Linked DNA regions of Homo sapiens: region 2 is linked to region 1. The links are chromatin loops, found by intact Hi-C in ENCODE. Cell type or tissue: endothelial cell of umbilical vein. All regions are shown on one strand.

What was found. Hi-C counts contacts between places; a loop is a spot of excess contacts. Peaks named below come from ENCODE experiments on the same cell type or tissue, not always from the same donor. Only the 100,000 strongest peaks of a DNase experiment are listed, where the experiment ranks them.
Region 2: it touches region 1 in a loop (12-fold over the local background); 4 of 110 quality-filtered maps call a loop at or near these places.

The regions. Positions count from the first base shown.
Region 1 is chr2:145,757,133-145,765,132 of GRCh38, forward strand. It overlaps LOC124908059 (a long non-coding RNA gene), which reads left to right and starts at 529. Exons shown (of 2, transcript XR_007088682.1): 1 at 529-631; 2 at 7,571-8,000. In endothelial cell of umbilical vein, no CTCF peak of the experiment used is centred here; a DNase peak (open chromatin) is centred at 3,869; H3K27ac peaks cover 1,092 bases.
Region 2 is chr2:146,518,590-146,526,589 of GRCh38, forward strand. No RefSeq gene overlaps it. Among named protein-coding and RNA genes, the nearest start is that of LINC01911, 320 kb to the right of the region's middle. In endothelial cell of umbilical vein, no CTCF peak of the experiment used is centred here; no DNase peak of the experiment used is centred here.

The DNA.
Region 1 (8,000 bases):
GCCGAATTAGCATAGTCCAATCCTCTGGCAATAATAATTAGGCCAAGGTTGAGCACTGGACCAAAGTCTGGCCAATAGGATTTAATTATATGGCTTTACTTTTAGAACTTTTGTCTGTTAATGTTTTATTGGACTTTCTATTAATTCTTAAAAGTCTGATGGTGCTGGTTACCACCCAGTATTCCTCTTAGATGTGGGTTACTAGGGTCCCCATCCAAGGCATACTCTTGCTCCCCTGCCCTGCCCTTTCCTAAGGAGCAAAGGAGACATGACTACCGGAAACATACCCCTGCCTTGGTACAAAAACACTAGAATTTTCTGCCAAACAGTTGTCAGTTTCCAGGGCCCAAAATAGGCCCCTTTTTAGGCTCCATATTCAGGGAGAGGGGAAGGACTTCAAGCCAGGCATCCCTATTTTACACAAGCCTAAAATGTACATTTGCAGGCCCTGAAAGCGTTTGGAGCATGCTTAGGGCAAATATTTGTAGTCAGTGTGCCTAAAAGTGAAACCAAGGATGAGACAAGCAATCAAGGGACTGAGACAGAGTCTTGATGGACTTCTTTGAGTTCTAGATCCAGCTATGTGAGAAGCAAGACTAACCCTTGGATTTTCGAGCTCCTGAGTCAATAGGTTAGTTTGAACATGTTTTCTTTCATTTGTAACTCAGAGGGTTCTGTCTGAGACACTTTTCCTTTGTACTCCATCCTGAATTGACATTCCTTTATCTGTAATCATAACACCACTTATAATATTCAGAACTTTATCATATTCTCTAATTATTTAATGCAGGAGAATTTTTCTTTCTCAAGATTTCCAAAGGATGTTTGCAAGCTGTGCAAGAGGATGGAGTTTGGACTCACTCTGATGTGACTAAATGTATGACCTTGAATAAGTTAGTTAACTTCCTTGATACTTAGTTTCTTCATCGTTAAAATGGAAATAAGCCTACTCAAAGTTCTAGGATTGCTTAAGAGATTGAATGTAATCAGCCTTGTACACAATAGTCATTCAACAAATACCTTGATCATTTCCTTGAGGGCCTTGGCTGTAGAAGGTAAGAAAACCAAATTAACTGATTTAAGTAAAGTGTCTTTTTAATTTAAATATATATTTTTTTAAACATTTTTGTGGGTACATAGTAAGGTGTATAGAATATGATAAAAGAAGCGTCTTTTAAAAAATCATTAATGTAATATCTCATGGAGAAAGACGTAGATAGGCAAGGGTTAGCTGGTAGCAGGGACACAAAAACCAAACTATTTTTTTTCAGCTCTCCTTACCTATTCCATTCTTTCCTTTTGGTGCTATCTGGCTTTGTCTCATTCTCAGTGTACAGTGAGGTATAAGGCTTCCAACAGACCCTAGGTTTGTTTGCATCTGCTTCATTCAAGAGTGCATCTAAACTGAGCTAGAAAGTTTTATTCTTATGTCAAATTTTTAGGAAGTACTCTGATTTCTTTAATTTGGACCAATCAAATGTGGCTAGGCAAGAGGTTAAAAATTGTATTAACCTTCTGCAGTAACATAAGGTTGAAGTGAGGGGAGGAGAATTCCCAAAAGATAACAGCACTGGTGCCACAAAAAAGGGAGATTAGGCTAGAAAAACATGTGATATTAGACTATAGCAATAGTTTTTAAGAAAATATTCTGAATTTCCTACCTTTCTAACAAAATACTAAGTACATGTTAGTGTACCATAAACACATGACTAAATATTTTGTGTTTTGAAACTCAAAACTGAACCTACAAACAGAGGGGCTGAGTGGTTTCTTAATCACCACACAGCAGGGGAAATAAATCAGCAATGAGACTTGACCTCTTAGTCCCTTAATATGATCCCAAGAATCTTTAATTCAAGTATTTATCAAGGCTTCTTCTTTTAAAGTGACCATGTAAATCTTTAGTAGATGGCTGTTATAATGTTGATATGGACGCATTATGTATGAAAAATGGGTAGCTGAACACTTGCAGTGACTGATTTCCACGCATTAATAACCTGACCATTTAATTAAAATATAATGCCCGAGGGTCCCAATCCGCAACACAGAATGACCTAGTGAATGTCCTGTCATTGAGAGGTAGGAGAGGGATAAGAAGAAGTAACTCAGCGACAGACTGGTCACCTTTGTATCTTTGCATGACTTACTATAACTAAAGCCTAACTATGTCTGAGCCCAGAACTCCCACCTAGCAGGCTTTCTAGCTCTGTGTATGGTGTTTGGATTTTGTGCATTCCTTTGAGCTCCAAGGCTGTGAGTGCACCACAATGCAACAGAAATGTGCAAATTCCAGTGGAAGTCACTGGCACTTCTTTGGCTCCTGAAAATACACCATCATTGTGATGTCCCAGAAATAGCCACACTCTGAAGGTTGTTTCTTTAGCCAGTGTAAGCCAGAGACTCTACTGCATAAGTGGGACATGCTAGCTCAGAAACTTATAATGTAAAGTTTTCATGTTCAGCTCACTTCTTAGTTTACAAAAACCCTTATCAAAAGAGCATTCTAAATTGGAATTAGTTAGTGATCCAGGTCTCTAAAGCCCAGGACTGGAAGAAAAGATTTCTTAATTACACCAGCAGGGGCTTGGTTTCTATTCTTAGTGCATCTGGGTAATGTGGTTATGTTCATGATGCGTCTAGTTTCTGCACTGCCAGGGATAGCCTTCGGTTCATTCTATGTTAGGGTGTACAAATGGAGGGTCTCTGAGTTTGCTCTTTTTCCTGGATAGAGGTAATTCAGGATTCTCAAAAGCAACATATCAATGTAATTTTTATTGTGCTATGTCTTAGGCCAATCAGATTGAAGTTTATGTAAAACACAAAATTATTAAAACAAAGGATAATTTGATAGGAATTTTGAGTTATTTGCATATCCTGTTCAGTGAATGTCACTACTCAGCCCTCACTGAAAGTAGATCGGATTGAAACTTCCAGGCTACCTTGAGGGAGAAGTAAGGGTTACTATTCAGAGAGTATCTATGCTGCAGTTTTCTGCTAGTAGGCCATCTATGAAATGGGAAACTCAGGGTGTCTTTCTTTGCCAATAGAGCACCATCTATGTGCTTCTGTTTCTGAGAGGAAGAGTAAGTGTCAGGAATCAGTTTCCAACAATCTCTCTTTTTCTGCCTGAAAGTTGAGTTATGTGTTCTGAATTACTGTAAATTTTTATACAAACCTATGTCCTTGTGATATTGTTTGATTTATAACTTTTGGCTACCTTCAAAGTTCTGAAAAGTACAACAAAACACAGCTTAGGGAGAAAATACAGATTTCTTTTTAACAGAAATAGTTGGTGAGTTAAATCAAGGGCCCAAATATTTTTAATTGCTGTACTTTTTTATTTAAAAATATACAATAGTCTACCCTGAGGTAAAAAATAAATAGCTTGGTGTCATAAAGTTAATAGACACTATTCACAAAGTTGGGTTTAATACCAAGGCGTTTATTTTCGATCATTAAAAATCTACTTCAGATGGCAATATTCTTTTGTACAAAAATTTAACAGAAATTCATTTACATTCTTCTCCATTTTATGTTTATCTGAGGAAAATGATGCCATAAGTTCTTATGAAACAGAACAAGCCAAAAACTTTTCTTTTAACTAATCCTGATGAAGTTTGTCAAAGTAAGATTTAAGGCAAGAAGGTTGCTTCTTGGCAGGAGAATTCTGGAAGGGAAAAGTGGCTGAAACTTTGCATGGTTGCATTTGTTTCTGGTCAAGCTGCCTTATCACAATTCAAACTCTCATGCTGGGAAATTGCTCTTTCTTTGGTACCTTTTCTGCCAGAATTCAACTCTAACAACAAAAGTTTATAAACAATGAAAATTCCAGCTGGTTGACATCAGCGTCACGAAGCTTTCTCTTCACACTGATACAAATATTTACCCTGAGCTCTGGCAAGGCTTTCCTTGCCCATGTCACCCTTAATCATACATTTTTCCTTGATTGAGTTATGCTTTCCAGTATGTGATTTGCTCTGGTTTACTTTTTAACACATCCCAGAGGCTTCGTCAAAATCAACTCTGGGCAGGCCATGTCATTTGGTAGCTGCCAAACATGTTATTGAGAAGAAACTTGGCAAATATCAAACCAGTCCTCTCTAACTGCTCTAATAAATGTTTGTTCTTTTTGACCACCATTTACTTTTTAGGTCCCTGATATCCATAAAGCTATGAGCCAAGAAAGTAAGCAGAGATGCACTCAATTCCCTATAATCTATTCCCTTGAGATAACGCACCAATTTCTCTTCCAGGTACCTTATTGCAAAGAAGTTGAAAATTTCAAAGGTTTCATCAATGACTCTTTATTTCCTTCAAGAAGACACAAAGGTTATTTTCAAAAGGTTAAAACAACAGATTGATGTACTCTGTTACTGTAGTAAAGTCCACTAGAACAAATATTTGCCACACTAAAGTGACTAGTGGAGGGATTAGCACAAAATATTGCAAATATTTCTACAGAGCTTCCCTTGCCAAAATAAAACATTGGGTTCTCTGCCCTAGGTGCTTGCAAAATCATTGTGAAGTGCATTGATAATGCAGAATTTGGGGAAATTTTTCTCTCAATATTGAAATAATTGTATAAACAGGTGTCCTACCCGATAGAAATATAAATAAATATCTCAGTTACACTAGTTTATACTTATATTGCATTTATGGTTTAGAAAAATCTGGTCATTATACAAAAGCTATATATGGACCATGTGCCACTCTACTAACTCATTTGAAAATAACATGTAGTAAGCTGTGAGAGTTAAACAACTCTTTATTTTGCCTATACTGGCTTAAAAATTAATCTCAAAAATGAGATGGAACCCCCACCTCTGACACATTCATCATTCTTGTTGTTATTGTTGTTGTTTCTCTTGTAGTCCTCAGGGAATGCATGTGAGCATGCACACACACACACACACACACACACACATGCACACACACACACGTTCCTTATACACACAATATACTTTGCTTAGAGGGTCTTATTCTTTCTCTTTGCCAACATACAGCTTCATCTATGTTTTTTTTTTTTTTTTTTAAGAACCATTTTTATTTAACACAATTTGTTTAATTAATGTGATTTCAGATGGCTTGAGGATAAGTGAACACATTTAGGTGGTATAGAGGGAAGATAATTTCAGGCTTGGGAGCCCAGTAAACACACAGAACAACATTGCTCAGGAGATTGTTCACAAGCTAGTTGCCCTTGCCTTTCATTACTTAACCCAAAGAATTTTTAAAAATTCTTAGGTTTTTCAAAAGGACCTCTATGCTGTTTCTTAAGTTTTTCTCTTTTTCTCCCATGACATCATTAGTGCCATTGAAGGTACGACAGTGTTAAGTCACCTTACTCTTTTTTTACTCCTCCCTCCATCTTGCAGCTTATACATGACAATAAGTGTTCATTATTTAATAATGTTTAAATATGCAATACCATTTCTATGTTGAGGTGTGTACTTTCCAGAGCATATTGAAATGCAGTGATGTGTAACAAAACTTACCTTCTGTGATTATTAATACATAAACATATCTGAAGACCATAGTAAATAATTATTATAATCTAAGGTGTGGCCAACATATTTGAGAAAACAGGAATTTAATAAGATATTCTCTTCAGTTCCATGGAAGAAGTTGTAGCGATTTTTTGTTAATGGAATCTCATTATTCTTTTGTATCATAAGAAGTAAATGTAGTGTAGAGACATGAAAGAAATAAGCTCTGAATAGGCCTGAAGGAGTTAGAGCAACTTCGCCAATTCCTAACCTGATCAATTCCCAAGAAAGCAAGAAGAGAAATACCAAGCACTAGTCTTTATGCTAAAGACCAGGTGGAAACCAGAGTGAATGGTAGAATTTATTATCCCTACTTTACAGGCCATGGGAAGAAGACCCTGGAAATTTCACTACCTTGCTCCTGGTAATTTAACTGGTGAATGGAGATTAGAGGTTTGAACCTAGTTAGGTTTGACAAATAGGCTTGTGTTTTTTACCTCACTTGGAGTGTCCCAGTGGAGTGACCCAGAGGGCCAGATTTGGCCAAGTGTGCACTTAACTGGCCTAAGGCACTGGGGGATTTAACAAATGGATAGCCAGTTAGGGACTAACCTCACATATCTATAGGGAATCATTATAATATTCAAATTGTGGGGATTTTCTTGGAAATAAAGTTAAAAATGGGATACTCTTTGTTTTCCCTCTGTACCCTGTGGAACTCCGGAGTTCTGCAGAGGGAGGTTAGGAGCTCCTACTGAGGCTAACATGGTGGCCAAAGAGGTAGCACTGGGACCCCACCCCTGCTATTGTCTAAAGGTCCACTCTTATCTTTTTTGATACATTAGGAATCTGCATAAGACTTTATTTATATAATTAAAAAATAATGTTTTAAACCCAAGAATTTTTATGACTCAGATCTTTGAGCATATTAAAGATACTTGAGAAATAGTTTGATCCAGACCATAATTTACATAAAGTTGCAATTTTTGCATGACATCCAAAGGCCCTTAAAGTCAAGACATCAAGTCACTGATGAGACTAGGACTCAATATAAACCTGATTTATGCTCAATTTTTCAAACAGTAAGAAAGTATGAATTACTAATTATATACCTTTATGCTCCAGTTAATGTAATAAAAGATAATGTGTATAAGTTTGCTTTCATATACACCATTGAGATTGCTTATTCAAGGGACTGTATTAATGATTCAAAGGGCAGTTTTTTATTGATTTGAATTTTTCTACATTATATGCAAGTTATATCTGATAAGACAGTAGTTCTTTATTTAATTTTAACCTAACAAAGTCTATTGTGAAGCGGAAAACACTGTTTTTGAGATTTTAGTTCTTTTCAGAATTGTTCAGGACAATGCTTATATTATGAGAATATATCTGGTTAGATCCATTGAACTAGAATTTCCAGGAGTAGGAAGCAGAAAACTGTACTGTAAAATCATGCCTAGGAGGTCTTGAATAATCAATCAGATTGGAAACCACTGATGTGCCCTATTTGATTTTCAGATGTGAAAGGCTTCTTTGCAAGGAGATTATTTTATTTTTATATAAAGCTACCTAATTTTTTAAGATACCATACCTTAGGTCCAGCTCAGTCATGTTTTCCAGACATAAAGTGAAGTGCAGCTGGGAGACAGAAGCAGTATCCGTGGCAGGCCTCCATTTACACAGAGCCCATAAGAATGGCACAGCACCCAGTGAGTCTGACATGCCTGGGGGCTCTGCTGCTCCTCTTACCCACCCTCACATGAAGATGTCTCATTCATCTTTACATCCCCAGTCCTTAGCACAGTATCTGGCACATTTTAGATACTCAACACATGTGTGTTGGTTATAAGAAATAATTAATGAGGACATCATTCAAGTTCAGTGGTAAGAAACTCTCATCAAGACTTCAGTTTTTGTCCCCTTTTAATTTAACCCAATTGCTTCTTAATTTTCAGAAATTGTTTTATCTCTCTCTTTTTTTTAGGTTCCACAATAGCATTTGACTTTCTTCTCCTAACTTTAATTTGATATCTTCCTATAGTTTCCATTTCTCAGATTCCCTCCTTCATCTTCTCTTACAGGCACAGCCAATCAACCATCCATCCTCTCCTCAACCTTCCAGAAGACTGTGAGTCCTGAGAGCATAGAAACTCTCCTGATGTTGCTCCCAGACCGTGACCCGTGCTGGCAAAGCTTCTATTCCCATGTGGCTGCATGTTTCATAAGGAGAGCTACTAAAATGCAGGAAAGCACAAAGTCTTAATTGCTTGCTAGTGGGCACTCAGCCAACACGCTGTTAGCAGAATGAAATCCAATCTTAGAGAAAAAGTGCTGAACCTCGGCTCTGGATCGCCCAAGCCCCATATGGATTGCGTGTGTTTTGGGGGAAGATTTGGATATGGCAGTCTTTTTTTTCACTCTTTTGAATGGGAATGTCAATCTATGGGTTACTAGAACATTTTATTCTTAATATAATAATCCCAGCTGCAAAACAACATTAAGAGGGAACAC
Region 2 (8,000 bases), 760 kb after region 1:
ATTTTATATTTGCAGAACAGCCAAGCCTTTTAACCTTTTGAAAATCATTCCTTAACACCTGTACATCCTTATTACAATGCCACCAAAGTCAAAATTTGTGGTTCCTGCTCATTTTCAACATTACCTAAAAAAACATGTGAACTCCTCATGAAGTTCAGAGAGTTAAAATTTCCAGAAACTCAGATATTCAAGTAAATAAACACTATACAAATACAGCATAAGGCTCACAAAATACTCTTGATTGCAAGACCATACCAACTTACGTTTTGCTCAAATAATTTAGTTCTATGAAGGAATAGATTCTGTTAGCCAGATCATTCCGTTATCATTTTCTCTCTCTTGTGCTACAGACCCAAATATTTTAAACTCTAGAATGTGTTCTGCTTTATTCTCACTGGTATCTGAATTTAGTGTTTCATTAACTTCCATTTAAAATGCCACTTTTTCTAAAATTTCTAAATTAGTTAAGAACATTCTCTAAGTCACTTAATCTAGAAATAAAGACCTCCAGCCACATTCTTCCCTGAGCAAATATTGATAGACCACAGGTACATGCAAAGCACTCTACTGAGATCCACAGGTACACTGGTAAAGAAAATAGAGACATAAACTGTGCTCATGAAGAGCATACAGATATCTATATTTTGCTATATCTATAATACTATTTCTATTTACTAATTATTAAAATTATACCGGGGATATGAAAGGTACTAAAATAAAAATAATTTTGTTAACAGAATTGTTATCCTGTTATCTGTTATTCTGTTTAATAATAGAAGGAACATATAAAATTAAAACTAAAAAACAAGAAGTAACTAGGTATTAGAAGAACTTTTTTTGGTTCTAGAAATACTTGAGCATGGAGAAAGAAATATTGCTAAGAGAAGCCAATTTATTATGTATACGGAAGCCATATGAGCTTCAAGAGTAGTTTGTCAAATACAATTTTCTGGAAAACCATCAGTTTGAAACTGTTCTAGATGATAGAATAATTAATTTTAAAATATACAGGGTTTTATATGTTCCTAGTTCTCATATGTTATAATCTATTCTAGAAAGAGACATTAAATATATACTGACTTAGCAATAATTAGATAATTATTAGCATATAACTTTCCTCCACCAAAAGCAGGCACCCTTGGTTACCTTTTCAACATTCTCTCCCTCTCTCTCTCTCACACACACACATACACGCACACACCCCTCTTTCACCACACCTTCAAACATAGCCCAGGCCTTCTTAAAGAACTCTAAAGAACAATCCACTCTTTTCCAAGTGGTCATATACTGTGGGAATCCTGTCTCTATTTGGTATACCAGGAGGAGGGTTCTTAGAGACACAGTCATCTCTAGTGGTCTCTTTGCCAGTGATTGGTTTATGACTAAGCTTAGGATACAATTCTAGGCAAGATCTAAAAAGTTGGCTGGGGAGCTTCTAGGAAGTGCTCTCCTACTTTGGAAAGGAGACACAGGAAGAGATCATTTTTTATGCTGTCTCTGGGGATGTTTATGTCTGGATGTACAGCTATCTGAAAACTAAACCAAAAGAATCACAGAAAAACTAGCATCACTCTCTGTTGCACTTCTTGTTATGTGAAATATAATAAATTTCCTAAAGTCTGCAGAGTTGACTGAAGATATCCTAACTAATAGACCCATGTTCAAATGGTCACTTATCCTTGCAAATTTGATTTGCAAATAATTGTTCAATTTATCCCTTTCTGCTTCCCCTATTTTGGCCCAAGCTCTCATGATCTCTTAACCAGGACCACAGAAGAAATTGTTGAGTCCCATCTAAACCATTTTCCAATTCAAAAAAGACATAGTATTTTGTTCCTACTACTCCTCAATTTGCAGTCTTCTAATAGTTCATCATTTTTTAAATAATAAATTTCAAATTCCTAGCATAGATTGAAACCCTTTTGTTATCTCATCTTGTTGGTGTTTTTTTTTTGTTTTTGGACATGGTCTCTCTCTGTCACCCAGGCTGGAGTACAGTGGTGCAATCTCAGCTCACTGCAACCTCCGCCTCCCAGGCTTAAGGGATCCCCCCACCTTAGCCTCCTGAGTAGCTGGGACTACAGGCACACACCACCACACCGGACTAATTTTTGTATTTTTGGTAGATACGGGATTTTGCCTTGATGTCCAGGCTTATCTCAAACTCCTGCTCCTGGGCACAAGAGATCCATAACCTTAGCCTCTCAAAGTTTGGAGATTACAGGCATGAGCCGCAGCACCTGGCCTCCCCTTTTTTTAAACATTTTTAGTTCAGGGGTGAATGTACAGGTTGGTTAGAGGTGACCATGTGTCATGGGGATTTGTCGTACAGATTATTTCACCATCCTAGTATTAAGCCTATTACTCATTAGTTATTTTTCCTGATCCTCTCACTCCTCCCAACCTTCTTAAAAAGAAGAAGATTGTTTCCTTTGCGGGGACATGGATGGAACTAGAGGCCATTATCCTTAACAAACTAATACAGGAACAGAAAACCAAATACCGCATGTTCTCACTTATAAGTGGGAGCTAAATAATGAGATCACATGGACACATAGATGGGAACAACACATACTGAGGCTAACCTTCTTTTCAATGGCTGCATAGTATTCCATGGTATATATGTACCACATTTTCTTTATCCATTCTATCATTAATTGGCATTTAGGTTGATTCCGTGTCTCCACTGTTGTGAATAGTGTTGCTAGAAGTATTCCCTGTCTTTCTTTCTAGCTTTCTCGTTCATCTTATCATCTCACAAACAATATATTCCATCTACACTCAACTACTGATGGCCCAATATCCCAACTTGCTGGTAATAATTGTAGTAATGACAGCTGGTACTCACTAGAGTATGCCATATGCAAACATCCTGATGCTAAATAAGGTATATCAAAATTCTAGGAGCTCAGTGATCAATGCCAAGCAAATGAGAAATGATAAAAATTAAGCAAACTACAAACCTAGGAGGTAGGTATTATATTTTCATTTTACAGATAATGAAACTGAGACTCAGGACATTAAATTCTGGCCCTGCCTGCAGAATGAATTACACTGTTTCTGTACAGGGTCAGTGTTGAGCATCTAACACAGCTCAGGATGGGCAAGAACAAATATAGTGGCATCTCAGGTTTCCAAGATTGACACCATTACTTTACTCTAAACTCTTTTCTTTTGCTTTCAATTCTAATTTCAAACCAGAGAACCTTAGCAGTATTAAAGAAAATGATGAGTCTCGCTATTCAAAGTGTGGTCCACAGACGGCAACAACAGCATTACCTGGGAGCTTGTTAGAAATGCAAAATAATCCTGCATCTTCTGAGTTAGAATCTGTATTTTAACAAACCCTCAGGTGATTAGCATGTACATTAAAGTTTGTTAAACACTAATTTGGAGACCTGAAAGATGTTCTAGTTATATTCAGTATTAAAAACCCTCTCTTTTTCCCCAAGTTCTGTCTGTGAAATATCACTTGCTAACATCTTTTACAAGGCTAACCTGGATTACAGCACTCCTTTGAGAGAAAATATACTAATTATTCAAACAGTAAAAATAAAATATTAGTATAAAAGTTAAGGAATGTTTCATTTTTATGGAAAAATAAATGAGGCAAACAGGTAGAAATCAGTTTTGTGGTTTAACAAACAATGTATTGCCTGACTGTAATTTTTTTTCTACTTTGTACTTTATTTTCCCTGAAATTCACTTCTATATTAAATCTAAACCTAGTCACATGTAGTTAACAGCAGATGGGTTCCTCAATCAAACTATTAGAAGAAAAGCAAGAAACTTTCTTTTGGACATCGGAACATAAATTCAAATAACTGAAAATCAGCTAAGAGGATTTTACCACAGAAGACAATGGGTATTATTTAAATATTTTCAACATCATTTTCTTTTCAAAGTAGATGGAATGTGAATTAAACTTCATTTTAACATCTAAATCATATCTTTTTCTTTCAAAGTGTCTGTGAAAAAAAAAAGTTCCTGCATGCATTATTTGTAATAGGGACATGCTCACCTATAAACTGATGTAAAACGTGTCCCTTTTTGGCTGTGACTGCCTAAGTAATGAGGCAATGGAGAGAGTAAAATTTCCCATTCCCACACCCGTCACAGGCACCAGCATTGACTTCACACAGGCTCTTCTTAACTGTGAACCTTTCCTGGGACTAAACATGCACAATGCATGAGATTGTATATTTGCTCTTCAATTCTTTAGTTTTTGTAAATAAAAATGTCCTGCAGCGTTTAGCTTTTGTTCATTTTAGATACAACTGTAAAAGTGGAAAATAACATAATTTCATTCAACTTATAGTAGGTTCTGCTTGCTGGAAAATAATACTGTTGTTCAATTGAATCAGTCCTTCAAAGTAATCAAACCAGCTAAGTTCCTAGAATATTCCATAAGAGTAAAATTGTTTTCTAATCTTCACTGAGATCCTATTCAATAAGGCCATTTTCTTATCAAACTATACATTTGAGAACAAAATATCACATTTTAACAGGTACTATAAACATTTTAATTCTGTTAGGGCCAAAATAATGATAAACATGGATAATAGTAATAATCTCTTTCCCCAAAGAGTCTTAGAAATCCTAATTTACTGACTGGTAGCTACTTTCACTAAGTAGAAATACAGTAATTTAATAATCTTACCATAGCAGTTTTCACAGAAGAAAATTAACTAATTCATTATTGCTTATAATTTGCTGAGGCATAGCTGCCATATTTGTAAAATCAGCAGGTTCTGAAAAAAAATACAAGTTTTTAAATGAATGTTCAATTTTCCCCTAAACACATAAATGATACAATTACTTAGCTCCCTCTAGTGCCAATTTCTAATATAAACTTAATTATAATAACTGTATTCACCATGCAATTTTGAAGCAAATTAAAATTTTACTTGGCAATAATTAAGTAAACTTTCAAGGGTTTTATAGGTTGAGTTTGAGATCAGAGCCAAGCAAGATTCACGGATGACACTGTCATAGGTAGGCTCATGACTACAGTTACAGTAACAGTATTTCTTCACAAATTTTATTTCATATGTTTCAATTAAACACAAATAAACCAATAGAGTGTAAAAGAATGTTGATAAAAGAAATTAAGGCTTGCCATTGAATATTTTTCTACACGTCAATTTAGCTATAACAATCTCACTTAATCTGTGGCTTATATTGATTTTTCTTTGAACAAACAAATTTAAAACCCAAGAAGAAAGACACATCAAAGCTTCTATCAAGGTATAGAGAATAAAATTAAATTTTCAACTGTAGAGGAAAACAGAGCAGGCAGAACATATAATTTTAAAAAATTATAATAAAAACAGCTAACTTAATAAAATGACTTATTAACGTATGTTTCCTGGAGATTTCTCTTAGGCTGAAGCATATAATTGAAGACTTTTATTTCTAAGTAAAGGTAACATAATTACTTTTATTAGGTAAATTGTTTTGTATTGAATGCATTTAAAGAAAAGATAACAAGGAGGAAGAGGAGAGTAGTCAAAAATAGAATCTCATTCAATGAAAAACTGTAATAAAACTAGTGGATTTTCTAGGAACACAACTTTCCACAACAGTTTGTATATTCATTGCTCTTTTATTTTGTAATATAGTCTAAAGGCTAAGAGGGATGACAGCATGAATTTAGGAATCAAATGATATGTATTTGTTTAACAGAACTATGGTTAGTCAGTAAAATACAGATATTGCTTCAAATTAATAAGGCTCATGAAAATTAAAGAAAACGTGTATGTGAAACACACAGTTGAAAAATGATAGTTAATAACTTTTTTCTGTTGTGTTAGTAATTTTTAAATGTTCATAGAATAAAAACATATAATTGAATTGTACTTGTGATCATTGGTAACGTAAACATTATTCCTTAGTGCTGAGAATTAGTACTTTTAAAAATTAACTTATTTTTATTTCAATAAACATTTTTGTCCCAAATAAAAAGAAGAAATCTTTTCTAGAATAATACATGAGATTTTTACTTCTGTTTATTATTAGAGGGTATTATTATTATTGAGATGGAGTCTTGCTCTTGTTGCTCAGGCTGGAGTGCAATGGCGCAATCTTGGCTCACTGCAACCCTTGCCTCCCAAGTTCATGCAATTTTCCTGCCTCAGCCTCCAGAGTAGCTGGGATTACAGGCACCTGTCACCATGCCCAGCTAATCTTTTGTATTTTTAGTACAGGTGGGGTTTCACAATGTTGGCCAGACTAGTCTCAAACTCCTGACCTCAAGTGATCCACCCGCCTTGGCCTCCCAAAGTGCTGGGATTACAGGGGTGAGCCACCGCGCCCCGCCTACTTCTATTTATTTGTGTCATAATGACCCTGATTCAATTTGAATGACTGGACATTAATTCTATAAGGAAGGCAAGAGTCTTGGCCCCTGTATTGGCTCCTACTCCTTCTAATTCCTTCTATTTGCAATTTCCATTTGGCAAGGTTGGACAAGTGCCTTTCTTCTTGTGCAGTATTATGGGTAATTGCCTTCCACAGTTGTTCCAATAAAAATAAATAAATAAGCCACATGCAGGGAGAAGCTTTGGAAAATGCTCTGTACCAATACAATGGGTTAATTTTATTGTGATAGATGTTAATAAGACAACTTACCTGCAATGCTCATAGAGAGAGCTCTCCTTCTTTCTCCTGCCATTGAAGTTCCTTCAGTGACTACCTTTTCACCTATCCTATTCTTGACATACCTGCTTGACTTCTGAAACATTGTGGTAGATGGATTAATGAAATAATTTATCTCAAAAAAAAAGGAATAATAGATGACATTTTTGTGCTAAAAAAATTAATAAATATTATAAGCTGTCTTTTCTCTATGCTGAATGCAGAGATGTCACAGACAATATTCTGAAAAGTGTATACAAGCATATCTCATTTTATTGTGCTTCATTTTTATTTAAATTTTACTTCACAGATATTACTTTTTTTAACAAATTGAAGGAATTATAGCAGCCTTGTGACTAGCAATTCCTTGGGTGCCATTTTTCAAACAACATGAGCTCCCTTTGTGTCTCTGTGTCACATTTTGGTAATTCTCACCATATTTCAAATGTTTTCTTATTATATCTGCTATGATAATCTGGATCAGTGATCTTCGACGTTACTATTGTAATTACTTTGGGGCATCACAAACCATACCCATGTAAGATAGAAAACTTAATAGATAAATATTGTGTGTGTTCTGACCACCCCACTGACTGCCCATTCCTCTATCTCTCTCCCTTTCCTTAGACATCCCTGTTCCCTAAGATACAACAACATTAAAATCGGGCCAATTAAAAACACTACAATGGCCTCCAAGTATTCAAGTGAAAGAGTTGCATATCTCTCACTCTAAATCAAAGGTAGACATGATTAAGCTTAGTGAGGAAGGCATGACAAAAGCTGAGATGGACCAAAAACTAAGCCTTATGTGTCAGTTAGTCAAGTTGTAAATGCAAAGGAAAAGTTCTTGAAGGAAATTAAAAGTGCTACCCCAGTGAACATATTAATAATAAAAAAGCAAAATAGCCTTATTTATGATGTGGAGAAAAATTTCAGTAGTTTGAGTAGATCAAACCGGTCTCAACATTCCCTTAAAAGCCAAAGCCTAATCCAGAGCAAGATTCTAACTCTCTTCAATTCTGTGAAGTCTGATAGATGTGAAGAAGCTGCAGAAGAAAAGTTAGAAGCTAGCAAAAGTTGGTTCATGAAGTTTAAGGAAAAACACCATCTCAGTAACATAAAAGTGTAAGGTAAAGTAGGAAGTGCTGATGGAGAAGCTGCAGCAAGTTATCCAGAAGTCCTAGTTAAGATCATCGATGAAGGTGGCTATGCTAACAACTGATTTTCAATGTAGATGAAACAACTTTACATCTACATTGGAGGAAGATGCCATCTAGGGCTTTTGCAACTAGGGAGGAGAAGTCAGTGCCTAGCTTCAAAGCTTCAAAACACAGGTTTACTGTCTTGTTAGGGGCTAATGCAGC